3 separate regions of the Mus musculus genome follow, and regions 1 and 2 are each linked to region 3. A link is a loop called in an ENCODE intact Hi-C map of the cell type or tissue named here. Cell type or tissue: gastrocnemius. All regions are shown on one strand. Each heading gives the region's core, and the rest is flanking DNA. Links, peaks and the distances in the headings are about the cores only. Region 1 has its middle 12 kb from the start of Vmn1r235. Region 2 holds the start of Zfp51 (zinc finger protein 51). Region 3 overlaps Zfp53 (zinc finger protein 53).

The links. Peaks named below come from ENCODE experiments on the same cell type or tissue, not always from the same donor. Only the 100,000 strongest peaks of a DNase experiment are listed, where the experiment ranks them.
Region 1: it touches region 3 in a loop (8-fold over the local background); 22 of 42 quality-filtered maps call a loop at or near these places.
Region 2: it touches region 3 in a loop (4-fold over the local background); 19 of 42 quality-filtered maps call a loop at or near these places.

Annotation. Positions count from the first base shown.
Region 1 is chr17:21,267,009-21,277,650 of GRCm38, reverse strand. It overlaps the pseudogene Vmn1r-ps149. Among named protein-coding and RNA genes, the nearest start is that of Vmn1r235, 12 kb to the right of the region's middle. In gastrocnemius, for the core only: a CTCF peak has its summit at 5,382 (motif pointing left); a DNase peak (open chromatin) is centred at 5,346.
Region 2 is chr17:21,444,864-21,455,505 of GRCm38, reverse strand. Zfp51 (zinc finger protein 51) reads right to left here and starts at 5,132. Exons shown (of 5, transcript NM_009558.4): 1 at 5,085-5,132; 2 at 2,979-3,069. The coding sequence starts at 3,006. In gastrocnemius, for the core only: a CTCF peak has its summit at 5,646 (motif pointing right); DNase peaks (open chromatin) are centred at 3,514, 4,318, 5,229 and 5,634; H3K4me3 peaks cover 1,601 bases; H3K27ac peaks cover 1,877 bases.
Region 3 is chr17:21,510,103-21,520,744 of GRCm38, reverse strand. Zfp53 (zinc finger protein 53) reads right to left here. Exons shown (of 5, transcript NM_013843.3): 5 at 10,268-10,642. Among named protein-coding and RNA genes, the nearest start is that of Zfp52, 20 kb to the left of the region's middle. In gastrocnemius, for the core only: a CTCF peak has its summit at 4,844 (motif pointing right); DNase peaks (open chromatin) are centred at 3,777, 4,126, 4,529 and 4,840; H3K4me3 peaks cover 1,910 bases; H3K27ac peaks cover 2,620 bases.

The DNA.
Region 1 (10,642 bases), core at 1,759-9,758, 240 kb after region 3:
ATACAATTAAAAATATGTTGGAGATAAAAGATGAATTCTGAATAAATGGGTGTGAATGCAAATGGCTGAGGAACAAACACTTATAAGTGTTCATCTACCTCAGCTGTCATGGAGATGAAAATCACAATTAGTGTGATATCCCATCCTATATCTGTCAGAGTGTCTAAGACAACTCATGATAGAGAGGATATAGAGCAAGGGGAACACTCCCTAAGAGATGGTCAGAATGAAAATGAGTGTATCCACTGTGGGGCTGCTGGGTGTTGGGGGAGGGAGGGAGGAGGGAGAGAGCCCATGTCTGGCCAAAGTTCCTGTGCTCTGGGCAGATGGACATGGGAGGACTGCCGGAAGCTTTCCACTTGGCCCCAGGTGGGCATCTAAGTCACTGACCCCACACAGTGGGGGGTGGACAAGGGGTAGCCCCTGATACCAGGGGCCTCAGGGCGGCACCCTTGGCCCTGGTGTTATGGGAAATAGTGCAGGAAGAGAGAGGTTCCCATGCAGGCAAGAGTCTTTAGTCCAGTCAGTGGCTGGAGCACAGGAAGGCCTTCTGATGGGAGATTAGGCACAGCTCCTTAGGAGAAAGCTTATCCCATCATCCAAGTACAGTGGGCCTTGATGAACAGAGACAGTCTATGGTTTTAGAGCTTTATTTTAAAAAGGGAGGGGAAAGCGCGAGGATGGAAAGAGAGAGAGAGAGAGAGACCGGCCATGGCCAAGAGGAGAGAAGGGGGAAAGGGGGAGAAAGAAGAAAGGCTAGAGTGTAAGAAAGAGAGAGTAAGAGATAGAGAAAGAGGGAGAGAGTAAGGAAAGTAAAAGTTTAAGAGACTGAGGAGAGAGAGTAAGAGAGTGAGGAAGGGCCAAGCAGCCCCTCTTATGTTATCTTGTTATCTTATGTTATCTTGTTATCTTGTCATCTTATGCTTGTTATCTTGTTGTTGCTAGGTATGTGACTACTAGCCATGATTTCCCTGTTGGGGGGTGTGGGGGTGGTAACTTCAACAGGAACCAGAAGTCCAGGAGACATGAGGGAACAACTTCTGTCCCATGTAGGTGAATTATCACCACTGGGTTTCACCAGGGTTGACAGCCTCAGCTCGACTGGAGACCAGCCTGTCTGTACATAGCTCATTGCCCCACATATCCACTATAAAAATTAATATTATGTTTCCTTAGAAAGTTGGGAACAGCCAGGGCCCTTAAGTCTGGAGCCACTTCTGCAACCCTTTATTATTATTTTTTTTATAATCTCACATTTTCTATGGTAATGTATGGATGATAGAGGTAAGCACTTTCAGATGCTGGCGAGGATGTGGAGAAAGGGGAACACTCCTCCTTTGCTGGTGGGATTGCAAGCTTGTACAACCACTCTAGAAATCAGTCTGGCGGTTCCTCAGAAAATTGGACATAATACTACCAGAAGATCCAGCAATACCTCTCCTGGGCATATAGCCAGAAGATGTTCCAACTGGTAATAAGGACACATGCTCCACTCCACTATGTTCATAGCAGCTTTATTTATAATAGCCAGAAGTTGGAAAGAACCCAGATGTCCCTCAACAGATGAATGTATACTGAAAATGTGGTACATTTACACAATGGAGTACTACTCACCTATTAAAAACAATGAATTTATGAAATTCTTGGGCAAATGGAAGTATCTGGAGGATATCATCCTGAGTGAGGTAACCCAATCACAAAAGAACTCACTTGATATGCACTCACTGATAAATGGATATTAGCCCAGAAACTTAGAATACCCAAGATACAATTTGCAAAACACAAGAAAATCAAGAAGAAGGGAGACCAATGTGTGGATACTTCATTCCTCCTTAGAATAGGGAACAAAATACCCATGGAAGGAGTTACAGAGACAAAATTTGGAGCTAAGAGTTAAGGATGTACCATCCAGAGACTACCCCACCCGGGGATCCATCCCATAATCAGCCACCAAACACAGACACTATTGCATATGCCAGCAAGATTTTGCTGAAAAGACCCTGATATAGCTGTCTCGTTTGAGGCTATACCAGTGCCTGTCAAATATACAGAAGTGGATACTCACAGTCAGCTATTGGATGGAACACAGGACCCCCAATGGAGGAGCTAGAGAAAATACCCAAGGAGCTGAAGGTGTCTGCAACCCTATAGGTGGAACAACAATATGAACTAACCAGTACCTTGTGTCTCTAGCTGCATATGTAGCAGAAGATGGCCTAGTAGGTCATCACTGGGAAGAGAGGCCCCTTGTTCTTGCAAACTTTATATGCCCCAGTACAGGGGAATGCCAGGGCCAAGAAGTAGGTGTGGGTGAGTAGGTGAGCCGGGGGGGAGGGTATAGGGGACTTTCAGGATAGCATTTGAAACGTAAATGAAGAAAATATCTAATAAAAAATTGAAAAAAATAAAAAAGAGGTAAGCATTTTCACACTGGGCCACTTCTTTGGCATTTAAAACACTTATTTCAAATTTTATTCAGTAATTAGTTTGTATATTCATTCATGTATTCATGTTTTTGGAAACAGGACTCATCCGGCATGTAGGATACCCTAAAATTTTTTTAAATAAACAGGCTAGTCTTATTCTTTAGCCACTTTGTCTGCCTTCTTTAGGCTAGATTATGGGCACTTCTCTTTGGTAACCTGCAGAGTACCTTCTTGCCCCCAACACTATAGTAGCTGGGGAGAAGGCTCCATGTACACGATTCTCCATGTTGAATGAGTTGTATAGATGTTGTCCTTGTCAATGGGTCTTTGCTATCAGTTTACTTATCTTATATAGCCATCATGAAACTTTTTAATTTAATTTTTTCTTATTCACTTTACATCCTGCCCACTGTCCCCCTCCCAGTCACCCTCTCCCATGCTCTTTTCCCCTTCCCCTTCACTTCTCCTATGAGCAGGTGGGACCCCCCTTAGATATCTCTCCTCAACCATGGTACTTCCAGTCTCTGTTGGACTAGGCACATACTCCCCACTGAGGTCATCCAGGCAAGGCAGTTCATCTAGTAGAACATATCCCACATACAGGCAAGAGCTTTTGGGATAGACCTGTTCCATTTGTTCAGAACCCACATGAAGGTCAAGCTGCATATGTGCACATATGACTCAGAAGGCCTGGGTACAGCCTCTGTTTGTTGTTTGGTTTGTGCTTCAGACTTTGAGAGCCCCAAGGGTTCAGGTTAGTTGACTCTGTTGGTCTTCCTGTGGAATTCCTATCCCCTTCAGAGCTAGCAATCCTTCTTCTTATTCTGCAAGAAGCCCCAAGCTCTGTTCCCTGTTTTCCTGTGGTGTCTGTATCTGTCTGAGTCAGCTGCTGGGTGATGCCTAGCAGATGACAACTTGCTACTGACTGCAAGCATATCAGAATATCATTAACAGTGTTAGCAATTGGTGCTAACCCATAGGATGGGCCAGTTATTAGTTGGCCATTCCCTCACTCTCTGATCCCTCCCCATTACCTACACTATTTGTAGACAGGATAATTTCTGCTTTAAAGGTTTTGTGGTTGGGTTGGTGTCACTATCACCCCATTGGGGTTCATATCTGGGTTCTGGAGGTGACCTCTTCAGGTTCTGTTTCCCCAATGTAGTCACAGCAGCAGTCACTCCCAGTGATTCTTGTGCAGAGCAGTTGGGCCCAAAACTCAATAGCTCCACCCTTGTTCTTAGATGCTGGGGGAGAGGGGGTTGTATAACAATTCTTGGCTTATCACCCATTCTTGATTTTCTTATTTCTACTCAGTGTACTGATCTGGTATTTGAAAGACTTTCTGACAGAGAGACCAGGGTTCTTTCTCCCTCAGCTACAGAGCTTTATAATTGTCTTATGTAATAGTTTTTATATAGCAAAGATTGGCTTCAAACCGACTACAGGGCCAAAAATAACCTTGAACTTCTAATCCATATGCCTCAATTCTTTGAATTCTGAGAATGCAGGCATGTGTCAATATATATTATTCATGCAACATTAAAGAGAGTGCCCAGGGTTTGTGATTTTAGCCAAGGACTCTCCTCAATTGAATACAGCTAGAGAACTCCTGCCTAATACTAATCAAGAGACCATCCAACTCAGCTGTTTATTCCACAACAGATTTTATAGTTGCAACAAGTTATTTGCCATGAGGTCCTCTACAGTCCCCTTTTTAAAAAATATATTTTGTGCGTGTGTATTGTCAGGAATGTCTATACTGCTTGTACTTAGGACCATCTGGGTCACATGTGAAAAACAAACAAACAAAACAGGAACTCAGGCAAGTGTGCTTGCTTAGACCAGTCATCTTACCGGGTGGAATGCTGAGGCAGGTTGATTATTGGACTTTGGAATTTCAAATCAACCTAAATTGCAGAGCTGTTGTTCAAAAACAATTCAAAACTCTGTAGGGCAGGATCAGTAGAAAGATATCCTATTATTCTTTGATTGGGTCTTTTCATATTTTCCTAAATTTCTTGGGTGTTTTGTATTAGAATCTTTTTAGATCTGGTATTTTCTTTGATCCATGTATCAAATTCTATTGTATTTTCTATGCCTGAGATTCTCTCTTCCATCTCTTGTACTCTGTGCATGATGCTTGTATTTGTAATTCCTATTCTCTTTCATAGATTTTCTGTCTTCAAATTTGCCTCCATTTTGTGTTTTCTTTATGGCTTCTTTTTCCATCTTTAAATCCTGAACATCTCCTTCATTTCCTTCACCTGTTTGATTGTATTTTATTTATTACTTTAAGGAGTTTAATTGTCTCCTCTTTAAGGGATTCTACATGTTTGATTGTACTTTTCTCTATTTCTATAAAGGATTTATTTCCTTTTTAAAGGCTTTTATCATCTTCATAAGATGAGATTTAAACTCTTGCTCTTCAGGTGTGTTAAGATATTTAGGGTTTGCTCTAGTAAGAGAGCTGGGTTCTGATGGTGCCATTTTGGACTGGCTTCTGTTAATTATGTTCTTGCCCATGCCTTTAACAATCTGGTTGTCCCTGTAAGTAGCAGGCTTTTGGTACTGTTTGCTCTGGGTATGAGCAGCATCCATGCAACCCCGCCCCGCTGCAGAGTCAGGCATAACTGTGCGTTGAGAAATGGAGTGCTGTTTCAAGTTTACAGGTAGAGCTATGGACTGGAAGGAAGATGGAACTCTAAAAGGACTGGGCAGACCTCAGGGCTGCTAGGCTCGCTGGGGTCACAGATGTCTGAGGATTGGGGCCTAGGTGTTTCTCCTGGGTAAGAGCAGACTTCCCAGGAGCCAGGCAGAGCTGTGGGCCTGGACCTGCGAGTGGTGAGACTGCAGATAGAGGTGCAGGCTGGAAGGAAAATGCTGCTTTGATGGAGCAGGTCTATAACCACCTTGGAGTTTACAGAAACAGCCTGTGATAGCCACCTTGTGGCGAATTCTGAAATTACAAACTTGAAATTTTCTGACACCTGTTGAAACCCAATTATTGTTGTTCCTCCTATGGGGCTGCAAGCTCCTTCAGCTCCTTTGGTCCTTTCTCTAGCTCCTCCATTGGGATAAGATAGGGGATATTCGGAAGGGAAACCAGGAAAGGGGATAGCATTTGAAATATAAATAAAGAAAATATCTAATAATAAAAATGAAACCTATTTATTAACCTGCTGTCCAATATTAATTGGGACTCCAGTTACTCAAAGATATAAAATAGTCCTGGAACACTGAATACACACAGATATCTGTGGGATCAGTCTGAGAGTAGTGTAGGAAACATAATAGTCCCATAATAAAATAAGAATAGTTTATATAGGTACATGCTGAAAAGAGGGCTTGCATGGAGCACTCATTTGTTTACATAACTAAATTACTGCTTTCCTTGTAGAGATATCTTTCTCATTCCCAGGAGGACGTCAAGATCTGACTTTTACTTCTTTTATAAGCTGGAAAAGTATTAAAAACATGAAAAAGTAATGAATGCCAATTATCATCAGTGGGTCTGAATTTCTCTAGGACATTGACTCTCCAGGACAAATTAGGCTAGTAAGACATTACTGGAAACTCAAGTTATCCTCAGACAAGGCTAATATCCTTCATTTGACTTAATAGTGAAATTGACATCTGGGGTCAAAATGTTTATGTAAGTTCTACTCAGACCTTTAATACTGTAAAATGGGTTTTTTTCTGGAACCAATCATAAATGTGCTAAAGAATAAAAAGGCTAATTTGTTGATTGATTGATTGATTGATTGATTTTTCATAATAAGGGTCAGCCAGTTGTAGGAGATCAAGAACATTTTTTTTTCTCAAGCTATCACTAGTCCCCTTAGAGCTATTACCGACAACCTCTGTGTTTGAGCCAAAATCTAAATTTCTCTCAGCTTAAATTTTTGAAATGCAGTTGCTTAGACCACTAGCTTCCAATAATCTCTCTAAGGAAAACAATCACCAAATATCATTTGAAACCTATAGCAGATATGTTTGCTTTGCTAAATGACTTTCCCAGAAATGTATCTGGCTAATATAAATGCAACTGTCTAATGAAAACTGTTTGCCCCAGAATGCTTCTTGTTTGTGTGACCTGCACCATCATCAAAAGCAACACAGGGAGGAAAGGTTTCTTTAATCTTACAGCTTACAGTCCATCCTGGAGGAAAGCCAGGCTAGGAATGAATCTAGAGGCAGGAATTGAAGCAGAGACCTTAGTAGAACTCTGCTTACTCCCTTGCTCTTGCTGTCTTGTTTCTTCTTTCCTAATGATTCTAGCTTGTGTCAAGTTTACAGTTATAACACCAACACCCCCACAAAACACCAACCTCTACCAAAAAGCAGCACACTATTCTAATTTCAAGCCTGTACTGAAATAAGAAGAGCTGTGATGATTAGAAGGAGGGAAAAACTATAATCAGGATATATTGTATGAGAAAAGTCTCTTATCTTCAATAAAAGAACAACAACAACAACAACAAAAGAGATGGCTTTTTCTAAGCTTCAAGACTAGCTCTACCATTTTCAAAGCATTTGTAAAGGAAGCTAGCCAGGAGATGTGCAGGGGAGGAAGTCACATAACTCAAGCTAGCCTTACAGATGCCAAGTACCTAAGGGTAGTTTAGAACTCCTAACTCAATTACCTCAACTTTTGAAGATCTGAGATAATTCCAAAACATGTGCCACCGACTCTAATTTATAGTCCCTAATATTCCTAATAATTGACAACACTTTATATAATAAACTTTTACATACAAATCAAAATGTTTTATAATAAAGTCTATAAGTAGATAGCACATATCCAAAATGAAATGACAATTTAAAACCTAGATTAAATATTTTAGACAATTTGAAGAGTCTTTTTTTTTTTTTTTTTTGAGTAGGATTGTGGTTCAATCGACCAAAGTTTCTTGCTCATGTTTTCTATTGACACCCTGTATAGGGCATGAAGTTTCAAGTCACAAGGTATTCTCTCCATCTTTAACAGAAAACAGCTCCATGATCCTCTGCATAGATATGTGAGGACAAAGGCAGTATGATTTCCAAGAATGGATTCAGAAACTTTTAATTAAAATAAATTTGATTTGAGTTTATGAAAAAAAAAAGAGATGGCTTTTTCTAAGCTTCAAGACTAGCTCTACCATTTTCAAAGCATTTGTAAAGGAAGCTAGCCAGGAGATGTGGTGAAGTGAAGACTTCAGTTTCTCTTACAGAATGCTTAGTTAGTTTGATTCTGTGAAGCAATGGGGAGGCTCTCAAAAAACTGTATTCTAGTTCTTGGGCAACTTATGCCTTCCTCTGTCCTATTCAGGCTTCAACATATTTGTGGAATACAGGGATACACAGAATACACAATACACTTGAAATTAAATAACCAAATGAACTTTGAAAAGAAAATTATTTTGATGTAAATAGTCTTGAGATTGGAGTCATTTTCTTTTTCTTTCTCTTCTTTCTTTTTTCTTTCTTTTTTGATTTTTTTGTTTGTTTTTTGAGACAGGGTTTCTCTGTGCCATCCTGGCTGTCCTGGAACTCACTCTATAGACCAGACTGGCCTTGAACTCAGAAATCCACCTGCCTCTGGCTCCCAAGTGCTGGGATTAAAGGTGTGCACCACCACTGCCCAGCTGGAATCATTTTCAATTGAACATTTTGTAGTTTGGTTGACATAATAAATGTTGCCTCCATCCTATACTTCCATGTAGGGTCCTCTGGTTCTGAAGTCTATGATCAGACAATGCAGTGGACAGAATGCAGTTCATGGATCTTGCAATGGGGTTGGTCTACTTATCACAGACTCTAGTTGGAATACTTGGGAATTTTTCTCTTATTTTCTACTCTGCCCTCCTTTCACAACATCTAGATTAAAATCCACAGATTTGATTCTGAAGTATCTGATTGTGGTCAACACCTTGTTCATACTACTAAAGGAGTATGTCAAAGATTGGCTTTGATGGTGGAATAGGGTAAACCAGGACAGGAAGCAAAGTGGCATTGGCAAGGTTCAGTCCAGATACTGACAAGGGCTGCTCCCTATGGCAGCCAGTGATTAGAGAAGAGAAAGGGAAGAAACCAAACACAAAAGCACACAAACAGAATGGTTGAAGCAAGTTCAAAAGATTTTTTCTTAATCCAATTTTATACCCTTTAAGATGAAGTTTTTTCTATTAGGAAGAAAATTACCTCATAGCCACAAGTGACACATATTCTAGAAATAGTTATCACAAGAACATAACATATTCTTTTTTATTAGATATATTCTTTATTTACATTTCAAATGTTATCTCCTTTCTCAGTTCCCCCTGAAACTCCCTATCCCCTTCCTCCTCCCCCTGCTTCTGAGGATGTTCCCCCACCCACCCATCCACCCAAACCCACTTCCTGCCCTGGCATTCCCCTACACTGGGGCATTGAACTTTCACAGGACCAAGGGCCTCTTTTCCCATTGATGCCAAAGTCATCCTCTGCTAGATTTGCAGCTGGAGCCCTGGGTTCCTCCATGTGTACTCTTTGGTTGGTGGTTTAGTCCCTGGGTGCTCTAGGGGTATTGTTGGTTGACATTCTTTTTCTTCCTATGGGATTGCAAACCCTTTCAGCTCCTTCAGTCCTTTCTCTAACACCTCCATTGAGTGCTCCGTACTCATTCCAATGGTTGACTGTGAGCACACAACTCTGTATTTGTCAGGCCTTGGCAGAGCCATTCAGGAGACAGCTATATCAGCATCCTGTCAGCTAGTACTCCTTGGCATCCACAATAGTGTCTGGGTTTGATGGCTGTATATAGGATGGATCCCCAGTCAAGGCAGTGTCTGGATGGCCTTTCCTTCAGTCTCTGTTCCACACTTTGTCTACATATTTCCTCCTGTGAGTATTTTGGCCCTCTTCTAAGAAGTTTCAAAGCACCCACACTTTGGTCTACCTTCTTTTTGAGCTTCAAGTGGTCTGTGAATTGTATTATGGGTATTCTGAGCTTTGGGGCTAACATCCACTTATCAGTGAGTGCATACCAAAGGTATTCTTTTGTGACTATGTTATCTCACTCAGGATGCTATTTTCAAATTCCGTTCTTTTGCCTAAGAAGTTCATGAAGTCCTTGTTTTTCATAGCTGAGTAGTACTACATTGGGTAAATGCACGGTACTTTCTGTATAAATTCATCTATTGAAAGACATTTGGGTTCTTTTCAGCTTCTGGCTATAATAAATAAGGCTGTTATGAACATAGTGAATCATGTGTCCTTGTTATATGTAGGTGCATCTTTTGTATATATGCCCAGGAGTGGTATAGCTGGGTCCTTAGGTAAAATTATTTCCTGTTTCCTGAGGAACTGCCAGGCTGATTTCCAGAGTGGTTATACCAGCTTGCAAACCCACCAGCAATGGAGGACTGTTCCTCTCTCTCCACATCCTTGCCAGCATCTGCTATCAAAGGAGTTTTTGATCTTAGCCATTCTGATTGGTGGGAGGTAGAATCTTGGGGTCATTTTGATTAGCATTTCCCTGATGACTAAGGATGTTGAATTTTTCTTTAGGTGCTTCTCAGCAATTTGAGTTTCTTCAGTTAAGAATTCTCTGGTTAGCTCTGTTCTGCATTTTTAATAGGGTTACTTGGTTCTCTGGAGTCTAACTTCTTAAGTTCTTGGTATATATTGGATACTAGCCCTCTATCAGATGTAAGATTGATAAAGATCTTTTCTCAATCTGTTGGTTGCCTTTTTGTCTTATTGACAGTGTCCTTTGCCTTACAGAAGCTTTGCAATTTTATGAGGTCTCATTTGTCAATTCTTGATCTTAATGCATATGCCATTGGTATTCTGTTCAGGAAAATTTCCCAGGTGCCCATGTGTTCTAGATTTTTCCCCACTTTCTCTTCTAGATTCAGTATATCTGGTTTTATCTGTAGATCCTTGATCCACATGGACTTGAGCTTTGTACAGTGAGATAAGAATGGATCAATTCACATTCTTCTACATGCTAACTGCCAGTTGAGCCAGCACCATTTGTTAAAAATGCTCTCTTGTTTCCACTGGATGGTTTTAGCTCCTTTGTCAAAGATCAAGTGACAATAGGTGTGTGGGTCCATTTCTGAGTCTTCAATTCTATTCCACTGATCTACCTGCCTGTCATTATACCAGCACCATTCAGTTTTTATCACTATTGCTCTGCAATACAGCTTGAGGTCAGGGATGGTGATTTCCCCAGAAATTATTTTATT
Region 2 (10,642 bases), core at 1,481-9,480, 65 kb after region 3:
AAGAAAACTGAAATCAAGAGATTTGTAGGTAAATGGATAGAACTAGAAAAGATGATTCTGAATGGAGTGACCCTGACCCAGAAAGACAGATACTGCATGTTCGCTCTCATAGGAAGTTCCTATCTCCAAATTGTCAGAAGTGAGTTTATAACCTGGAGTCACTGCAGTAACCAGAAAGGAAAGCGAGACCTTGGTGGGATGTTGGGGAATAATAGAGAGGGAAATAACAGGGAAATGTGATTTGAAGGAAGAAGTTGAAAAACCACGGCAGGGATATAATTATGGAAAAAGGCAAGACATAAACATAGAAGAAATAGGGTAAAATAACTGTAAGCTTGTCAAGAAAGTCATCAAGAATCATACTGCCAAATCCATCCACCAAAAACGTCTATATAATAATATAATCAATAAAGAAGCATATGGATTGAACAGACCATGCTTGTACTGGCTGGTTTTGTGTGTCAACTTGACACAGCTGGAGTTATCACATAGAAAGGAGCTTCAGTTGAGGAAATGCCTCCACGAGATCCAGCTGTAAGGCATTTTCTCAATTAGTGATCAAGGGGGAAAGGCCCCTTGTGGGTGGTGCCATCCCTGGGCTGGTAATCTTGGGATCTATAAGAGAGCAGACTGAGCAAGCCAGAGGAAACAAGCCAGTAAGTAACATCCCTCCATGGCCTCTGCATCAGGTCCTGCTTCCTGACCTGCTTGAGTTCCAGTCCTGACATCCTTTAGTGATGAACAGCAATGTGGAAAGTGTAAGCTGAATAAACCCTTTTCTCCCCAACTGCTTCTTGGTCAGGATATTTGTGCAGGAATAGAAACCCTGACCAAGACAATGCTCAACAGGTGCTGGGGGGGGGGGCAAATGTACACATATTAAAAAGCTTTAAGTGTAGGTCATGAGATAATGTAAATTTAATATACACAGGTTTCCATCTTCCCTAGATACTACCCACATTCAAATTCCTAAACAATAAATGCATTTCTTTCAGTAATTTCTTGAAATTAAGTAGGCAATATTCTCTATGCTAAACATGTAAACAGATTACAGCATTCAAAAAAGGAAAATGACAGCAGAGATTAAAACATATTTTCTACAAAAATTTATTTCATATCTAAAAATACAAAATACCAAGACAGAAGGAATCTTTTTTTAAATACCATGAATATGGACTGCAGTAAAGATGAGATGACCATAATTACGCTAGTGAAAGAAAAATCAAGACAAAAGTATTAAAATAGGAAATAAAGAGTATTAGCAAATGATAAAATGCTCCTAGATACCAAGTCCTTGATCATCACAAGTGCATGTTACAAAACCCAGAATGCAGACTGTCGTGTCAGAACTCACTGGCAGGAGTCTATCTGTCCCTAAGGGCAAGTGAGGATTAAAGAAAGGGGAGGCAGAAAGATGATACAGAGGTAAGAGATCGATTCTGGAGGAGTGTTAATGAATACTGAAGCAGCCCTGAGTGTATTTTGCATAACCATTTTATACTCCACAAGCTAGCAGGAACAGCTGGTGACATCTACACAGTAGATCTCATCCATTGGCCTCCCTGTTCCTTTCACCAAGGACCATAGCATCATTCATTCCTTGCCTTGAGCCTGAGGTGAATGTCCTCCTAACTTTCTACGCAACAGCAGGCCAGGAAAGCTTGACAGCAGACCCTGACCTGCCTTGACAGAAAACAGGAGACTGCAGAAGATGTGAAAAGTGGCACACTGCCTCACGTGCTTCTCACACATGAGAACACAACTGAGAAGGAGGCTTCTCTTCTCCAAGACGCCAAGCAACTCCTATTAAAATTCCACTTGCATATTTTACAGAAAGTAATCCTGAAATTACCAAGGAGCAGCACAGAGCTAGAAAATAGGAAGAGGATCACACCTAGAGGTGATTTCACAGTATATTACAATCACAGCAGTGGAAACCACTTGGAATTGACGTGACAATAGACAGTAGAAGATATCCCTGGAAAGACAGGATAGACAGAGTTTACCTGTCTGCAACATAGTTCCTGATTTTCATCAAAACTCTGTTGGCATTATTTTAAGGAATGGAGGAATTAACACTAATAGGTAGAGAATATCAGGGCTGCAGAGATGACTCAATGGTTAAGAGCACTGTCTGCTCTTCCAGAGGTCCTGAGTTCAATTCCCAGCAACCACGTGGTGTTTCACAGTGATCTGCAATGGGATTCGATGCCCTCTTTTGGTGTGTCTGAAGACAATGACAGTGTACTCACATAATATAAGACAAATAAAGAAATTTAAAAAAAAAAAAAAAGAGAGAGAGAGCACTGACTGCTCTTTTGAAGGCCCTGAGTTCAAATCCCAGCAACCACATGGTGGCTCACAACCACCCGTAATGAGAGCTGACACTCTCTTCTGGTGTCTGAAGACAGATACAGTGTACCTATTTATAATAATAAATAAATCTTTGGGTTGGAGCAAGGAGGGCCAACCAGAGCGCATGGGACCAACTGGAACAAGCAGAGGTCCTAAAAATCCAATTCCCAACAACCACATGAAGGCTCACAACCATCTGTACAGTTACAGTGTCCTCATATACATAAAATAAACAAATCTTTTAAAAAAAGAAGAGAATGTGCTAAAATACCAAAAGCTCCACAAATCATTAAACATTACATCTAGAAGTATTAATTTTTATCATTTTGTAATACATTAAAATCACTGAAATGAAAACCATTTAATATTGGTATATAGACATAATCAGTGATGTGCATGGAATAAGGACATCATCACTCACATGCATGATCAAATACATTTTTATTGCCTCCTAGGATCAGTTCTTTTGTAGAAAGTCTTCTCATCTCTACAATGGTACAGTCCTGAGGAGATTTTTCTCCAGAATCATTTCCAGTGAAACAGAACGTAGCAAAATGGATATTGTGTCCCACTATAACATTCACTTGAACCCCCTGCCATCCCTCACCAATCCTCCAAAATACCTGGATCCTTAGTGACTGTCTCCTCCATCTACATCTTCCAGGGCTCTTTGCTCTGCTCCACAGGTGAGCAGGTCTGGGTGATCAGTGAGCCCTGCACATAAGAAAGAGATCTTCAGCAAGCACCTGCATTTCTTGCACAGTACTGTGCTCAGTAGATGTTATGCAGTGTCAGAATACTGAAAATATTTAGAAAGCATTTTCAGTTAGTGTAACTGAAAACTCTCTTCCAATCACAGTTCAGCCAAATCTGAGGGGCAGAAATGGAACTGAATGACTGGGATGAGAATATTACACACTAGTGAGGTTCCAAATTTATCCTGGACTAAAAATGATGGAAGTCCTATTCTCCCAAAGGAGCTAATGCTTGCAGAGGACTTGCCACAAAACCCTGAGGAGTGAAAGTACAGTCCTGAGGAGATTTTTCTCAGTGAAAGGCGGCTGAAGCAAACTATTCTCACCCACACAAACCAGAATACTGTAATTCTACAACCTCCAGTCTCTGTACAAAGCACTCCCAGCATGGTGCTGACACTGCCCCTCTTTCTGGCAGAAGTCCACAGTCACACTGGTGGCCGTGAACTGACCACAAAATACAAAACAACAGTTTGAATAGTGGTCCTGGTGCACACCTTTAACGCTAGCACTCAGGAAACAGAGTCAGGTGTAACTCAGTGACTTCCAGTCCAGCCTAGTCTACATGACAGGATGAGTTCTGGGCCAGACAGAGGGACACAATGGGTTCAAGCCACAGACAAAACAAACACAGGAACTAAGCCAAACTAAACCAAACCAAACCAAAAAACAGTTTGTGTTCATGGACAAAGTGGTTTTCTAGAACTAAGGAGACAAAATACTTTTGCTGTCTTTTTTCTGATATAGAAGAGCTAAAGTAATTATTTGAAAGATGATTTATAGTACCATCATATACAATATAATACCTTTTCTGTTTTATTTCTTTTTTCCTTTTCCTTCTCCCTCTTCCCACTGACATTTCTCTGTGGTTCTAGCTGTCCTTAAACTCCCTTTATGTACCAGGGTGGCAAGGAACTCCCAGATCCAATTGCCTCAGTTTCCTAAGTGTAGGCATTAAAGGCTTGTGATTAAAGGATTAAAGGGTTATAGGATACAGGGATTAAAGGATTAAAAACTGGTTTATAATGTCCTTTCTAACTGTGAACTGTAGCAGATGTGCAACTTGGTTATCATGTTGGTCCCCTAACAACTGGAGCAGAGGCTGTCTCTGACTCTGTTGACTGCCTTTGGATCCCCTTTCCCTAACTGGGCTGCCTTGTCTAGCCTCAATAGCCTCAGTGCAGTGCCTAATCCCACTGCATCTTGATATGCCAAGGAGGGTGGATATCCACAGGAGGCTTTCCCTTCTCTGAGGATAAAGAGAGGAAGGTGTAGGATAGGGGGAGGAAGGTAGTGGAGGAGTGAGAGACTAGAAGGAGAGGAAGAAGTGATGACAATCACTTCTAGTTATATTTACAACTATATCTACGAAACTCGCAACAAATATACGCTGAGATTCAGTTACATTTCCAGCCATTCCTTTCATGAGTAATAGCTAAAAGCTCTCTGGGGATGTTAAGTCACCAAGTATGTCCTGGGTATAACAGTGGAGTTAGCATGGATGTAAGTAAATTTAAAGAGCTTTATCCTTTATCTCAACAAAGAGAACTGGTTTGCAAACTTCAGTAGATAAACTAAAATATTCTACTATTCTACTATTTTGAATATTTTGGCAATCATTTGGTCAATGAAAAACACATCAGGATTATTTCAGTTTATATGCACTAAAATATATCGAGCCAGCTTACTTATGAACACCAGAAAAACTGATCACGCCCTGCTCTCTTCCGGCCCCTTCCCAGCCCCGTAGCTCCTTTGACTTGGGAGGTTTCTGAGCTATGGTTCCAGCTGCTGTGCTGCTGACTCTCCCAAGATGCCCCGCGCGGCACACGGCTGGCCGGCGTTTTACCTTCCCCTAAATTCCTCCCCGTTCTGCTATCCCAGGTCTACACTACGCGATTCCCTACGGTGCAGGGCCGTGAGCTCTGGACGTGAACAGGTCGTTAACACTTTTGGCTTTGGTTCTCAACTTACCTGGCTTCACTCACCTAGTTTCCCAGCTTCCGCTCACGTCACTCCTCTAACTCCTCCCACTCAACACTTTTCTACACTTCCTGGTAACGTCCAATGTGCTTGCACCCTCCGTTTCCGGGTGAGTGGCCCTGCCCCGCGGAGACCCGTCCCTCCCACTTTGTCTCTGGCTGCCTTCCACACAGGCCCAGCTGTCAGCTCGCCCAGCCTCCCCTCATGCTTGCTGCTAGCTAGACCAGAAGTGGATCTGGTAGGACTTTGCACCCCGATATCTGACCCCCATAGTGAGTTCAGAACCATTTAGATAAATGACCGGAAGCCTAACACCTCCTGGACTTCCAGCCGCTGGAATACATACTTTGTACCAAACAACAACAACACAGGCTAAATTCAGAAGCCCAAGTCCCATCCCCAAAACACAAACATGAGAAGCCAAAAGCAAATCCTAAAATTTTGACTTGGGAGAGACTTTTAAAGAACTTGGAATTTGAAAAGAAATAGGTGTCTCAAGAATTCAGTGGCTCTTTGCTATCCGCCCAGGGCCGAATTCATCCTGTGCTGTACTGATGTTACCACTAGATGGCGGTCTGTCATTTTACTAACTCAGAAAGGAGTTAGTCTTGTGATTTATGCTTAAAGTGAGAAAAACCAATTCTTTCTTTCTTTCTTTCTTTCTTTCTTTCTTTCTTTCTTTCTTTCTTTCTTTCTTTCTTTCTTTCTTTCTTTCTTTCTTCCTTCCTTCCTTCCTTCCTTCCTTCCTTCCTTCTCTCCTCCCTTCCTTCCACCCCTCTATTTATTTATTTATTTATTTATCTATTTATCTCTTTCTCTCTTCCTCCCTCCCTCCCTCCCTCCCTTTTTTCTGGAGTGTTGAATGCAGAGACCTTAACTTGCACAGATGCAAAAAATAAGGTATATGGTTCTAGTCTTAATATAGTCAGTTACTAGTTAGTTCATCTAGCTTGGTGAACACCAAAGAAGAGGTGGTTAGGATATAAGAAGGAAAAGAGGAGAGGATGGGCTAAGACACACTATTCTCTAGACTCCATACAATTATTGTAATCAGTAACCAACAGCAGCTGTCTTTATGTTCACTGGCCTCACACAAGACCACAGTCATTCTAGGAACTGGAACAGCTCACTTTACCTCCCAGAGGTTGGCTATGGATAGATTGTAGGAGAATAATCACTACCTTTAGTTGTCATCTTGTGCTGAGCACATCAGGCTCCAACACATAGCTCCTATCTTACTGGGTCCCTGGCAATATGAATAGAGATGAACACAATCGAGAGGTTTGTTGGAATTGTAAATCAGAAGAGCAGAGTTTTAGGAGTGGAATATGTACTTTATATCAAAAGTATACCAAAATATTGGGCAATACTTGATGTGGACATACAAATGCAATATGCAAGTGTGAAATAGCTAATAATAGAAAACTTGGGGGAGGTCATTCATTCACTCACTCATTCATTTGAGAAAGGTTTTCTTTGTGTAACACAATTATTAATGAAGTGTGCTACCATGCCCAGTTCAAAAAACATTTTTTTAAAAGAAACATATTTATTTCTTTTACATGAGTGCTCTATCTACATGTACACCTGCATACCAGGAGAGGGCATTGGATCCCATTACAGATGGTTGTGAGTCATGATGTGATTGTTGGGAATTGAACTCAGGATCTCTGGAAGGCTACACAGTGCTCTTAACCTCTGAGCCATCTCCTGAGCCCCTCAAAGTTGTTTTTAAATTACATCAGTCTATAATTTCTTTTTAATTGTATCAGTATCGGGTGGAGGACTTCTATTTGTTAAATTGTTTGATTGTTTTTGTTTTTTATTTTGTTTTTGCTTTTCAGAGCCAGGCTGTCCTTGAACTCACTAAGGTCAGCCTACTCTGCCTCTGAAATGCTAGGATTAATGGGATGGTCCACCAAGACTGGCTCAGAATCTGGGTTAGTATCAGGTAATAGTTAAGAGTCAGGAAGTTTTTCTCTTTTGTATCAATAAGTGGTAGCTGTTAAGTCACTTTGAAATTGGTTTTTTGAAATAAAATCCTGTCAATCTTGTTGTGGGGTTGTTTCAAAGATGGCATTTTATGCCCAACAGTGGGTAGGGGGAACTACCTCCAGTAGATAGAGGTGGAGGGACAGGCTTGCTGACCTTCAGTAAAAATTTTTGACCAAGAACTGTTCCTATTTAAAAGGAATGCAGGGGCAAAAATGGAGAAGACCGAAGCCTAGCATGGCTCTCCTCTGAGAGGCTCTACTAGTAGCTGATTGAGACAGACACAGGATAGCTTACACCTGACCATTGGACTGAAGTTGGGGGGAGGGGACCCTATAGTTGGATTAGAGGAAGGATTGAAGAAGCAGTTGGGGAGGGCAAACCCATAGGAAGACCAGAAGTCTCAACTAACCTGGACCAAAGGGAGCTCCCAGAGATTAGCCACCAACCAGGCGGCATATATGGGCTGGTCTGAGGCTTCCAGCACATATATAGCAAAGGATTGCCTGGTCTGGCCTCAGTGATAGATGTGCCTAGTGAGGCCCCAGGGAAAGGGGAGGTCTGATTGGGGGGAGGACCCTCTCAGAGGCAAGTTGGAGGAGAAGTGGGATAAAGAACTGTGGGAGGGGAGACCACGGAGCAGGGGCGGGGGAGTAATGTCTGGAATGTGAATAAATAAAATAATTTGTTTAAAAGGTGGAATTTTCTAATTGCTATGTGTAGTCACATTGCTATATGTAGTCTTGTTAATATTATTTATTTCATGTTGTTTACATTCGATATGTTATATGTCCTGGAATCTCACCTATTTCAATTAGATTTTCCAGTTTAGTGTAATAGAAGTCTTTATTATCAGTAGACGTAAGATCCTATTGTTACTCATATTTTAAATGTTGAGCCTTTACCTTGGGTAATGGTGAGGACATTACAAGATGATCGGTGGTGGCACACAACTTTAACTCCTCCCTGAGGAGGCAGAGTCTGACAGATCTCTGTGAGTTCAAAGCCAGCCTGGTCTACTGTGTTTCAGGTCAGCTAAAGTTACACAGTGAAACCCAGTTGAGAGAGAGAGAGAGAGAGAGAGAGAGAGAGAGAGAGAGTTATGTGAAGTTATGTGTACATGTAAGCCTTCAAACCCAGCTCTCTGGAGGTAGAAACAAGGGAATACCTGAGTCCAAGCCCAGCCTGGTCTATATAGAGGGTCCAGCCAGGTGTTAATACACAGATAGACCCTGTCACAAAGTAAAGCAAACTCTTTCCTGAGGAATAGCTTTATGGTACCAGAAGTACCATTCAAGATCTAAGTACTGCTAGACAACAACTGCGCATTCTGGTGTTTACCATAGATGCAGTGATTCTACTAGAATCCCAGTACAGACATGCATGTGTGCAATAACACATTAGAAACAGGCCATGAATTTGAAAGAGAGCGGTATGGTATTTGGGAAGATTTGGCAGGAGAAAGGAGAGAAAGCAAATGATCTAATGATAGGATAAACTCAAAATTAAAAATGTAAAACCAAAAACAACAACAACAACAACAAACAAACTTAAACACATAACAAAGCTACACTAAAGCCAAACCAAACAAGCAAGTTATACACCTCTCAGGAAAATGCAGACTAGGACACGTTAAACTTCTATGATGCTCTACTTACAGTGTCAATTATCAGGGGTAGAAATGATAGCTAATGTTGGTTATAAATATGGAAAAAGGAGGTTTCACACTGCTATGAGATAAAAAAAAAAACTAGAGAATCAACTTTTGAAATCAGTCTAGATGTCCACCCCCAAATAAACGAATAAATGAAAGAAAGAAAACTTCTGTGTGACCCAGTTATAGCATTGATATGTGACACTATTTCTGTGGAAACAAGGACAAATATCTACTTATCCCAGATAAGTAATCAGTGACAAATCAATGTCTGGGAACCAACAGAGTCCAATTTGGTGAACCAATGTGGTTTCTTTTTCAGGGATATTGTGTGTGCATGTATGTCTGTGAGCCATGTGTGTTCATAATGCTTGCAGAGGCCAGAAGAGGGCATTGGATCCCCTGGAATTGAGAATACATAGTGATGCCCATTTGAGGGTTCTGGGAATGCAAAGTGAGTCTTCTGAAAGAGCAAACAGTACTCTTAGTCATCAAATCATATCTAAAGCTCATCAGTGAGATTTATTAGGGGGACTTTGAGTGTGGGTGAAGGGCTACTTACAGAAGCACAGACTGATTGACATCTGCATCACACTGTGAGGGTTATCTAATGAAGCTGCAAAACTGGGGACCTCTGCACGGCTTGCCAGAAGCTCACCTGATGTAGGAAGTGTGTCTTTCAAGCCACTCACTAACTCCTCCGGGCAGCTTATCCTGTCTTACCAAGTTCAGGCAGCTTGATTGGTACCTGCTTCATGGCTGGTTTGAGCCATCATCTTCTCTGACATCGTCAGCAGTCCTTACTGACTGTATATGCTTGATGCAGGAGGTCACTAGTGAATCTTGCCGGTTTTTCAGACTTCTTGAGGGTACTAAGTTGTCTATTTCTGAGCAATGGGAGATTCTCTAGAGGATGGACAGTTCATGTCCCCTCCATTCACTTGCCCTAAGACATCCAATTAATTTCCTTTAAGACACTATTTTTAAAGTGGTTTCCTTCATCATGATAAGGATAATCTCAGAGAACTCTGATATGCACTAACCACTCCTGGGCATGAAATCCAAGGACTTTCTATCTTATCAATGAGCACTTGCTCATCATACTCATTGCTGCTTTATTCAGTGTCTAGACAATGGAATCAGCTTAGGTATCCATCAACTGACACGTGTGAAAATGGAAATGTGATACATATCTGTAGAGCATTGTAAATAAAAATGAAAGCGTAAAATCAGGATGCAAATTTAAGCAACCTGATAACATGGTGACTATGGAGGCTGACTGGTCCTCAACAATCAGCAAATGTTTCCTCTCACATGTGTGCCTTAGCTTCAACATTTTGTTTTGTTTGTCAAAGTAAGACTGTATGTAAAAGGTATGCAGCTAGAAATGGACCATCAGTGGGAGATTCAGGAAGAAAGGATGGACAGTGGAATACAGGTGATAGGGAATTAGATAGTGGTAGTACGACTGGCTGAGAGGAGCAGGGGCTGCTGAAAGGTCAAACCAAAGGAGATGTCCATGGGGCCCCTTTCATTTTTCAAATGAAGTTAAAGATGTGTGTGTGTGTGTGTGTGTGTGTGTGCAATGAGAAGAAAATGGAACATGTGATATAAAAGAATAGAACAGCCGGGTGGTGGTGGTACACGCCTTTAATCCCAGCATTTGGGAGGCAGAGGCAGGCAGATTTCTGAGTTCAAAGTCAGCCTGGTCTACAAAGTGAGTTCCAGGACAGCCAGGGCTACACAGAGAAACCCTGTCTCAAAAAAACAAAAAACAAACAAACAAAAAAAGAACATTCAATAATGTGCATTAAATGTGAAACTGGGGATGGGGCAGGAAGAAAGTAGGTGGCATAGCCAAAAGCACAGATGAAGTTTTATGAAATCTAACTAGCTTACAAGT
Region 3 (10,642 bases), core at 1,758-9,757:
GGGAAAGGATCTTTACCTATCCTAAATCAGATAGGGGACTAATATCCAACATATATAAAGAACTCAAGAAGGTGGACTTCAGAAAATCGAACAACCCCATTAAAAAATGAGGCTCAGAACTGAACAAAGAATTCTCACCTGAGGAATACCGAATGGCAGAGAAGCACCTGAAAAAATGTTCAACATCCTTAATCATCAGGGAAATGCAAATCAAAACAACCCTGAGATTCCACCTCACACCAGTCAGAATGGCTAAGATCAAAAATTCAGGTGACAGCAGATGCTGGCGTGGATGTGGAGAAAGAGGAACACTCCTCCATTGTTGGTGGGATTGCAGGCTTGTACAACCACTCTGGAAATCAGTCTGGCGGTTCCTCAGAAAATTGGACATAGTGCTACCGGAGGATCCAGCAATACCTCTCCTGGGCATATATCCAGAAGATGCCCCAACTGGTAAGAAGGACACATGCTCCACTATGTTCATAGCAGCCTTATTTATAATAGCCAGAAGCTGGAAAGAACCCAGATGCCCCTCAACAGAGGAATGGATACAGAAAATGTGGTACATCTACACAATGGAGTACTACTCAGCTATTAAAAAGAATGAATTTATGAAATTCCTAGCCAAATGGATGGACCTGGAGGGCATCATCCTGAGTGAGGTAACACATTCACAAAGGAACCCACACAATATGTACTCACTGATAAGTGGATATTAGCCCCAAACCTAGGATTCCCAAGATATAAGGTACAATTTGCTAAACACATGAAACTCAAGAAGAATGAAGACTGAAGTGTGGACACTATGCCCCTCCTTAGAATTGGGAACAAAACACCCATGGAAGGAGTTCCAGAGGAAAAGTTTGGAGCTGAGATGAAAGGATGGACCATGTAGAGACTGCCATATCCAGGGATCCACCCCATAATCAGCATCCAAACGCTGACACCATTGCATACCCTAGCAAGATTGTATTGAAAGGACCCAGATGTAGCTATCTCTTGTGAGACTATGCCGGGGCCTAGCAAACACAGAAGTGGATGCTCACAGTCAGCTAATGGATGGATCACAGGGCTCCCAATGGAGGAGCTAGAGAAAGAACCCAAGGAGCTAAAGGGATCTGCAACCCTATAGGTGGAACAACATTATGAACTAACCAGTACCCCGGAGCTCTTGACTCTAGCTGCATATGTATCAAAAGATGGCCTAGTTCACTGCCAACCATTGGACTGAGCACGGGATCCCGAATGGGGTCCCCAATGGAGGAGTTAGAAAAAGGAATGAAGGAGCTGAAGGGGTTTGCAACTCCATAGAAAGAACAATAATATCAGCCATTTAGACTTCCCAGAGCTCCCAGGGACTAAACCACCAACCAAGAAGTACACATGGAAGTATCCTTGGCTCCAGTCCAGTCATATATGTAGGAGAGGATGGCCTTGTCAGGCATCAATAAGAGGAGAGGCCCTTGGTCCTGTGAAGGATCGACACCCCAGTATAGGGGAATTTGCGAGCAGGGAAGCAGGAGTGGGTGCGTGGGGGAACACCCTCATAGAAGCAGGGGAAGGGGGGAAGGGTTTCCTGGGGTGGGAGAACCGAAAAGGGGACAACATCTGAAATGTAAATAAAGAAAATATCTAATAATTTTTTTTTAAAAAAGAGTATACCATATGGGTTATACAATAACAAATGTTCATCCTTGAAAACATACAGACTGAGCAGGCTGTAATTTTATGTTTAGGAATCCACACAAACATACAACAGTAGTAAAAGAAAACTTATTAAGAAATAGTAAATGCCCATGTAAAGTCAAGGTTTTTGATCATCTAAATAAAAAAAAAAAAACTACAATAAAAAACTGAACAGGAATGGCTTCATATCATTTTCTATCATTATTACTCATATAAATAAAACTTAATAGGGCGCTAGAGAGATGATTCAATGGTTTTGAGCAACTGTTATTCTTCTAGAGATATTTCAACAAGAATGGAACAGAAAATAGAAATTAGTAAAGGGAGAGAGAGAAAAAGAAAAAACGAACAAAGAAACAAACAAAAAATTTAAAATCCCTGAATGAACTAACCAAACGTATGTAAGGTCTGTACAATGAAAACTTTGAATCGTGGAAGGAACTGAAAAAGACACTAACTAGAAAATGAAAAGATACCTCACACAGACATAATGAGACATAGTACTGGGAAATCTGGAAGCTCAAACTCCACGACACTGTCCTCAATATACTTCACAGTTACAGTAAGGAGAGCCTAGAATTTATATTGATGCACAAATTCCCGGGTACAGAAAAACCTCAGGAATATGTTACAATGCTCATGTAGTCCTAGTGCGATTCCAGATCAGCTCAATGCGGTAGAGCAGCGAATCCAGAACCTGCCCAAGAGCAATGACCATGGGAATGCAACCGAAACACCACAAATGTGTTGCAGACCAGACAGCCTCTTCAAACAATGGTACTGGGAAAAGTGTCTATGGGCATATAAAATATGAACCTGGGTCCAATTTTCTCCTATCATACAAGGAATCAGACTTTCATGTGTGATCTGAAACAGTGAATCCTGTAGATTAACAGAAATAGGCAACACTTGATATAAGAACTGACTGACAAAATATACTATGTAAAAATTTAAAATTCAGGGAAATAGTAAAATTAAGTATGAAGAGATAGCTTATCCAGCAGATATATTTACTTTATGTGTTTATAGTATCTATATATTATATTTATTATATTATATTATATATGGTATAGTATAGTGTAGAATAATGGACTAAAATCCAGAATCTATTTAAAAGCAAATAAAAATATAATCAATAAATAAGTATATTCTGCTTATTTATTTTGCTCAGCATCTGCTGGAAGGGAAAATGTGCACATATTAAAAAGCTCTGCACATATTAAAAAGTTCATAAGATATAAAAGATATATAATATAAAGAGATTCCAGTTCTACCCAGTCAGTGTCCATACTCAAGTTCCTACACAATAACAAATGAACTTCTTTCAATTAATATTCCCTATACTAAACAGGTAAACAGACTACACTACGCAAAAAAGAAAAATGACAGCAGATATTAAAAGATATTTTCTACAAAAGATTTCATATCTAAAGATAAAAAATATTGAGAAAGATTTCTTTAAATGCCATGAATATGGGGTTCAGTAAAGATGGCTAGTGATCATAACTATAGTAGTGACAGAAAAGTCAAAAGTATTAACATACAAAGCAGAGAGTATTAGGAAATGGTAAAGAGTCCGTTAGATAAAAAGTCCTTGATCAAGAAGGGTGCATGTCACCAAACACAGAATGCATATATCCGCATCAGACAGAAAACAGAAAAATATGTAAAACCTAAAAACTGGTACATTGCCTCTTGTGCTTTTCAGACATGACTAATATCTAAAAGTTCTACAGGGATGCCAAGTCACTAAGTATATATATATATACCCTGGGAGTTAGCGTGGATGAGTGTAAATTCCAAGAGCTTGGTCCGTTTCACCTCAACAAAGAGAACTGATATTCTCTTAGAATATTCTAATAAGAATATTTTGGTAATCAGAAGATCAAAACAAAAAACAAGCAAACAAACAAAAACCAGGATTACTCCACTTTATATGAGCTAAAATGTATCCACAAGGGAAGACATCCACCGCAGAATTTCAGAGCCAGCTTCCTCAGGAACAGAAAAGAAACTGCTCCTTCCTGTTTCCTAGCCCAGCAGCTCTGGTAGCCTGGCTGCAGTTCCAGCTGCGCTGCTGATTGCTGACTGACTCTCCCAGGATGCCCCGCGGCACCCGCGGCACCCGCGGCAGCCAGGAATTTTAGTTTCCCCCAAGTCCACCGTATCTTTCGACCCCAGATCTGCACCACGCGATTACCCACGGTGCAGGACCGCGTGCACGGGGGAAACCTGTCGAAGCGACTTCTGGCTTTGGCTCTAGGTAAAACTTCTCAAACTTCAGTAATTTAGCGTCCCAGCTTCCACCCACGTGTTTCTCCTAATTCCTCACACTCTACACAGTTCCCCTACACATCTCCATTAAGTCGAAAATCCTCCCAATGTGCTTCCGGATCTCCGATCTCCAAATATGTTTCCGGGTGAGCATCTGCGCCCCATCAGAGACCAGTCCTTCCCACTTTGTCTCAGGCTGCCTTTCACACAGCTCCAGCTTTCAGGCTGCTCCGGCTCTGCACAGCCTCCACACACTCTTGTGAGAGCGCCGACCACAAGTGTTTTTGGAAGGACGCTCCACCCGGTATCTGAGCCCCACTCGGGGTTCTAAACCCTTTAGATAAACGACAGCTCCCACCCCCGCCCCACCACCACCAAAACTGGAGCAAGAGCTGTCCCTGAATTAGTTGAATGCCTGTGGATTCCTTCCCCTAACCCAGTCGCCTTGTCTGACCTTAGTCAGAGAGGATATGCTTAGTCCTGCAGTGATTATGTGCTGGGCGGGAGGGGCTGGGGGGCGCTAGTGAATACAGGTGTGGTGGGAATCCCTCTTCTCAGAGGAGAATGGGTGCGGGGAGGGGAAAAGCTGCGAGGGACTGGGGAACTGATTTGGGTAAGGTGAATTATAAAAAAGACAAACAGCCTAACGTCTCCACTGGACTACCAACCTCTGGCTTATATATTTCATACCAAACAATAATAGACTAAATTCAGAAGCGAGAGTCCCATCCCCAACACACAAACATTAAAAAGCCAAAACAAAATACTGAAATATGAACTTGGGGAGAGATATTTAAAGAACTTGGATTTTGAAAAGAAGTAAGTGGTAAGGCCTTTGCAACAGCCTAGGGGTGAATTAATCCCGCGCTGTACTGATTTCCCCAATAGATGGCGGTCTTGTCATTTAAGTCTTCTGTGACAGCGATGCTTTGAGAGGAAAAAAAGAGAACGTTCTGTTTTCCTTTTTTTTTTTAAATGGAGTGGTGAATGCAGCCTCTTGGCTGTCGCAGATGCAGAAAATAAGTGAAGTATGTGTTCCCAGGCCTAAAAACGTCAGCTACACCACCCCATCTCTAGCTCTGGGAACAAGGAAGAAGAGGTGGTTAGAAAATAAGGGAAAGGTTAAGACACACCATTCTCTAGACTCCATACAAGTATTGTAATCAGTAACCAATAGCAGCTGTCTTTACCTGCACTGGCCTCACACAAGACCACAGTCAGTCTAGGAAAGGGAACAACAGCTCCCCTTACCTCTCAAACATTGGCTATGGATAGATTGTAGAAGAGTCACTCACTGTCTTTAGTTGTCATCCTGTGCTGAGCACATCAGGTTCCAATACATAGCTCCAAACCCAGTCTCACAAATGGCTCTGGTTCATCTCAGTGGATCACAAGCAATATGAATAGAGATGAACACAGTAGAGTGACTGTTGGAATTGTGGACCAGGATAGTGGAGAGGTAGGAGGTGAGAGTGGGCAGTATTAGATATGCCCATATGCACACACACATTCTGTGTATATATTCATATGAGTATGAAACAGCTAATAATAGAAATGGGGGCTCATTCATTCATTTATTGAATGTAGACAAGGTTTTCTGTGTAATCCTGTGTTTAATGGTATGTGCTACCATGCCCAGCTCAAGTTTCTTTGAAAAGACCACATGAGTGTGGAATTTTTGTTGTTGTACCAGTATCTGGTGGGATTTTTGTTTGATAATTAATTGGTGTGTTTGTCCATGAGGGAGACATTCCACCATACCATGATCATTATTTAGTTAAATGTAAAGGAATAGTTAGAGTAAGGAAGTCTTGTTTTTTGTGTGTGTTTCAAGAAGTATTAAATGTTAAGTAGCTTTGCGGTTAGCTCTTCTTTGCAGTTCTGATAGAATCCTGTCGATCTAATTGTGGGGTTAATTTCAGGGTTACATTTTATAATTGCTTAAGTCACATTGCTACTTTGTGGGGAGCCGCCCTCACATTCGCCGTTACAAGATGGCGCTGACATCCTGTGTTCTAAGTGGTAAACAAATAATCTGCGCATGTGCCAAGGGTAGTTCTCCACTCCATGTGCTCTGCCTTCCCCGTGACGACAACTCGGCCGATGGGCTGCAGCCAATCAGGGAGTGACACGTCCTAGGCGGAGGATAATTCTCCTTAAAAGGGACTGGGTTTCGCCATTCTCTCTCTTGCTCCTGAAGATGTAAGCAATAAAGCTTTTGCCACAGAAGATTCCGGTTTGTTGCGTCTTTCCTGGCCGGTCGCGAGAACACGTGTAAGACTACTTATCATCTTGTTTATATTATTTATTTCATGTTATTTACATTTGGTGTCTTATATGCACCTGGAACTTCATCTATTTCAAGTTAGTGATTTTATGCAATAGAAGTATTTAATGTGAGTAGAAATAAGATCTACTTGTTAACTCATTTCTATCAAGTGGGTTGTGCCCTTACTTTCTGGAATTGTCAAGACATTAAATCTTGGCAGTGGTTGTGAAAGCCTTTAATCCCAAGGACTCAGAAGACAGGCAGTCAGATCCTGTGAGTTCAAAGTCAGTCAAGGTTAGACCCTGTCTCTTCAAACAAACATACCAACAAACAAAGTAATCAGAAACAGTTACGCTTCATTGGGCAAGGTCATGCAAGCCTTCAAACCTAGAACTCATGAGGTAGAAACAGGGCAAGTCTATGTTCAAGGCCAGCCTGATCTACATACGGAATCTAGGCCAGCTAGTAATACAGACAGACCCTATCTCAAAATACACCAAACTCCTCTCAGAGAATTAGCTTGTGTGATACCAGAAGAAGCATGTAAAGCTCTAAAGGAAGAATATCATGAACAGTTCTACCCAGCTATAATGCCTATGAACCACATTGATGATCACCGTGTCAGGATAGCTCTAGAGGTTCAGTAATGGCAAGTTCACCTTGGTGAAAACCAACAGCTCTCTAATTGGACTTAAGATATTCATAACAACAGGGAAACTATGACTGGTACTGGAAAGCTAGCTAACTTCTCACTGCTGGTGAAGTTACGAATCTTGGAGGAGAACCAACCACCACCAATTTACTAATTCAGATTTGTTCCTAATAAAATTTAAATATTTTTTCTCATATCCACAAATAAATATAGTTTTCTTCCCTCAGTAAGGAAATTTTCCTTCCAACAGAGAGACCACTACAAAAAAATCTACAACTGCAAAATGTAGAGTTGTTGAGCCCACATATGATGGATATATCTACAAAACACTCATGCACCTAAGGCTCAAGGAATATTTTTGAAGATGGGCTATTAATATTCAAGAGGCAGAGGATCAAGGAGTTTGCTGTGAGATTGTTTCACCTAGTAATGCTAGGAGCTATATCCATAAAATTTCAAAATCATGACTGCTCAAACAAGAGCTGAACAAGCACAACAGCAATGGACATGCCAAAGTGGATGGGGAAAAGTCCACAAGGCCTCAATCCCTATGGAGTGTACTACAGGCAACTGACAATGCTGGCAGCAGGAGCCTCCCTCAGGGAGAGAATACCAACGAGTTATCCAAAGCCAAATGGTCAGCATTGGAAACATATACACAAGTAGTATAAGACAGACAGACAAGGTTAGATTTAGGAATATATATGTTATACATAAATTATACGTAATACACTCATACATATTATACATACAATAATAATGAAATGACAAGGCACGAATTTAAAAGAGAGCAGGAAAGAATATATGCAAGAATTTGGCAGTAGGAAAAGGAAATGAAGCATGATGTAGTTACACTATTATTATAAAATTTTACAGTACAAAAAAAAAAACAGAACAGAAGTAAAACAAACACAAGAAACCCAGACAAAAATAAAAAAGTTTGTAAAATTATCAGTGGAATTCAGACAAGGATTTCTTTAAGCTAACATGCTCCCCTAATTACAGTGTCCATCATCAGGAATGTTAACGACTCTTGGCATACACATGTGGGAAGGAGGCCAATACTGCTGGGGAGTGAGAACTAGAGAATCCACTCTGAAAATCAGTGTATATATTCTCAAACAAAGAAAGAAGTCTGGGTGTCACAGGACATAACTAACATGTGGCACTATTCCTGTGGAAACAAACACACACATATACTTATCCCAGATGAGGAATCAATGACAAATCAATGTTGGGAACCAACAGAGTTCAACTTGGGGCACCAATGTGGTTTCTTTCTATTGATGTTTCATCTGCATGTATTTTGGCGAACTATGTGTGTTCCTGGTGCTCACAGAGTCCAGAAGAGGGCACTGGATGCCCTGGAGTTAAGGTTACAGATTGAGTGCCCATGTGAGGGTGCTGAGAACTCAGAGTGAGTCTTCTGAAAAAGCAGACAGTGCTCTTAACCACTGAGTCATCTCTAAATGTCAGCGGACCAGTTAGTATAATGTGTGACTTACAAGAGTGTGGGTGAGTAGCTACTGATAGAAACAAAAAGGACCGAGTAACAGTTGCTTCACCCTGTGAGGGTGGTGGCTAATGAAGCTGCAAACCCGGGGACCACTGCATAGCTTGCAGGCAGCTCACCTGAGGTGGGAGGTTTGTCTTTGAGGCCACTCACTACATCCTCCAGACAGCTTGACCTGTTTTGTCTGATTCAGGCAACTTGACTGGCTGGGATCTGCTTGATGGCTGGTCTGAACATGTTCTGCGAAGCTCATTTTGTCTGATAGTGTCAGAGTCCATACTGATTATATATGCTTGAGGCAGGAGGGCACTGGTGAATTTTGCCAGTTTTGGGGACTTCCTAAAGCTGTTAAGTCATCTTTATCACCTTTAGTTTCTGGTGATTTTTTGTAGGATAGAATGTATCATCTCCCATAAGAACATCCATTTATTTACCTCTGTTTTAATATCCTATATTTTAAGGAACTTCTTCCAAATTGGAAGGTTTAATCTCAGTAGAAGCTGATGCATAACAATCACTTCTGGGCACAACCTCCAAGGACTCTCCATCTTTACCAAGGAGCACTTGCCCATCATGTTCATTGTACCTTTATTCACAGTATCTAGGCAATGGAATCAACTCAGATGTCTTTCAACTGACACATGCATAAATAAAACTGTGATACTTAGGTACAAAGGTGTATTACTCAGGTGTTAATAAAATGAAACTGGGAAATCTGGAAGCAAAAGTACATTTCTGAAAATTATGATGAGTGCTGCTGCCTAGTCCCAGCAGGCAAACATCACATTTCCACTCATGTGCATCGTAGCTTCAAACTTTTGTTTTGTGTGTCCTAGTGAGACTTCATGTGGAGGCCAAGATGCTAGAAATGCACCTGTCGTAGAGGGATTCAGGAAGAGAGGGTGGATATTAGAATATAGGTGATGTGAAAATAGAGTGGGAACACTGGGTACATAATGACTTAAACATATAGTGGAGTGATGGGGAAGAAAGGGGGCTGCTAAAGCTCCACTCAAATGAGAGATCCATGAATAACTACATGGAACCTTACTGTTTCGCATCCCATGTAAAAACATGTAATCAAAGGGGAGAGCAGGACACATGTGCTATAAAAGATTGGGGCATTGGACAATGTGTAATGTGTTTAACTGGAGATGAGGACAGGAAGAAAGAAGAGTGGGTGGGTTATCCAAAGTAAGGCTTTATGAAAAAGCCTTATGAAACGCCACTATCTTACAGGTTATATAGGAAATATGATTTTAAAGCCATTGAGCTGCTGTGTCACACTTAGTTAAATAATGCTACTGCCAGATGCCAGGGCTATTAAATGGAGCTCTCTGTACCAGATATTTCTATCTGCTTAGGACTTACTCCTCAAGGGGGGGGGGGTCACAGAAGCACCCCAAACAAAACAGGTCATTGTCAGTTCTCTTGCATGGCCGTCCTAAGCACATGGTGCTATTGATGACATCAAACACGTTGGTTTCGAGACAGAGAACAATCTTGAACTTACCAAGAAACTCTCCGAACTGGCTAGCTTTTGTAGCATTACAAGGTCTAGTACAGGCTGCTGGAAGAGAAATGATGTCATGGTCTTGCCCTTGAACCATGTACCCTAAAGTACCAATTCACTATCCAAGATGTGTGAACTCATACAGATGCACCTACCTCTATGTACAGAGCATTGCGATGGATGGTGTGGCATCATCGCATCCTTAGCCTTTGAGGTATTTCTAAGCTGTATGTCAGCATTCCAGCTATCACATGCACAGCCTATCTCATTACAGTTTGCCTCTTTCTTGATATTTGTAAGGGTTAACTCTATTATGAAGATTTTGTAAGTGAATGAAAGATGAGAATTAAAACATTTTCCTTCATGATGAATTTTCTTTAATCTCTGCAATTTTAGCACTATTTTGTAAAGCATTTGTGCAATTCAAAATATTTGTGTGAGATGTAATTTCCAAAGAGACATGGGAATTATATAAAATATACTTTAACATAGTTTCTCAGAACTATGAACTTTGTGATATACACTTTAATTACATACATGTTTGCTAATTGCTAATGTTATCATATGTTATTCATATTTACCATTTTTTTATTTTTATTTTTAATTTTTTTGAGACAGGGTCTATATAATCCTGGCAGTCCTGAAAGTCACTATGTAGACCAGGATGAACCCAGACTCAGTGATCTGCTTGTCTGTGTCTTCTAAGTGCTACAATTAAAGTCATACACCATCTTG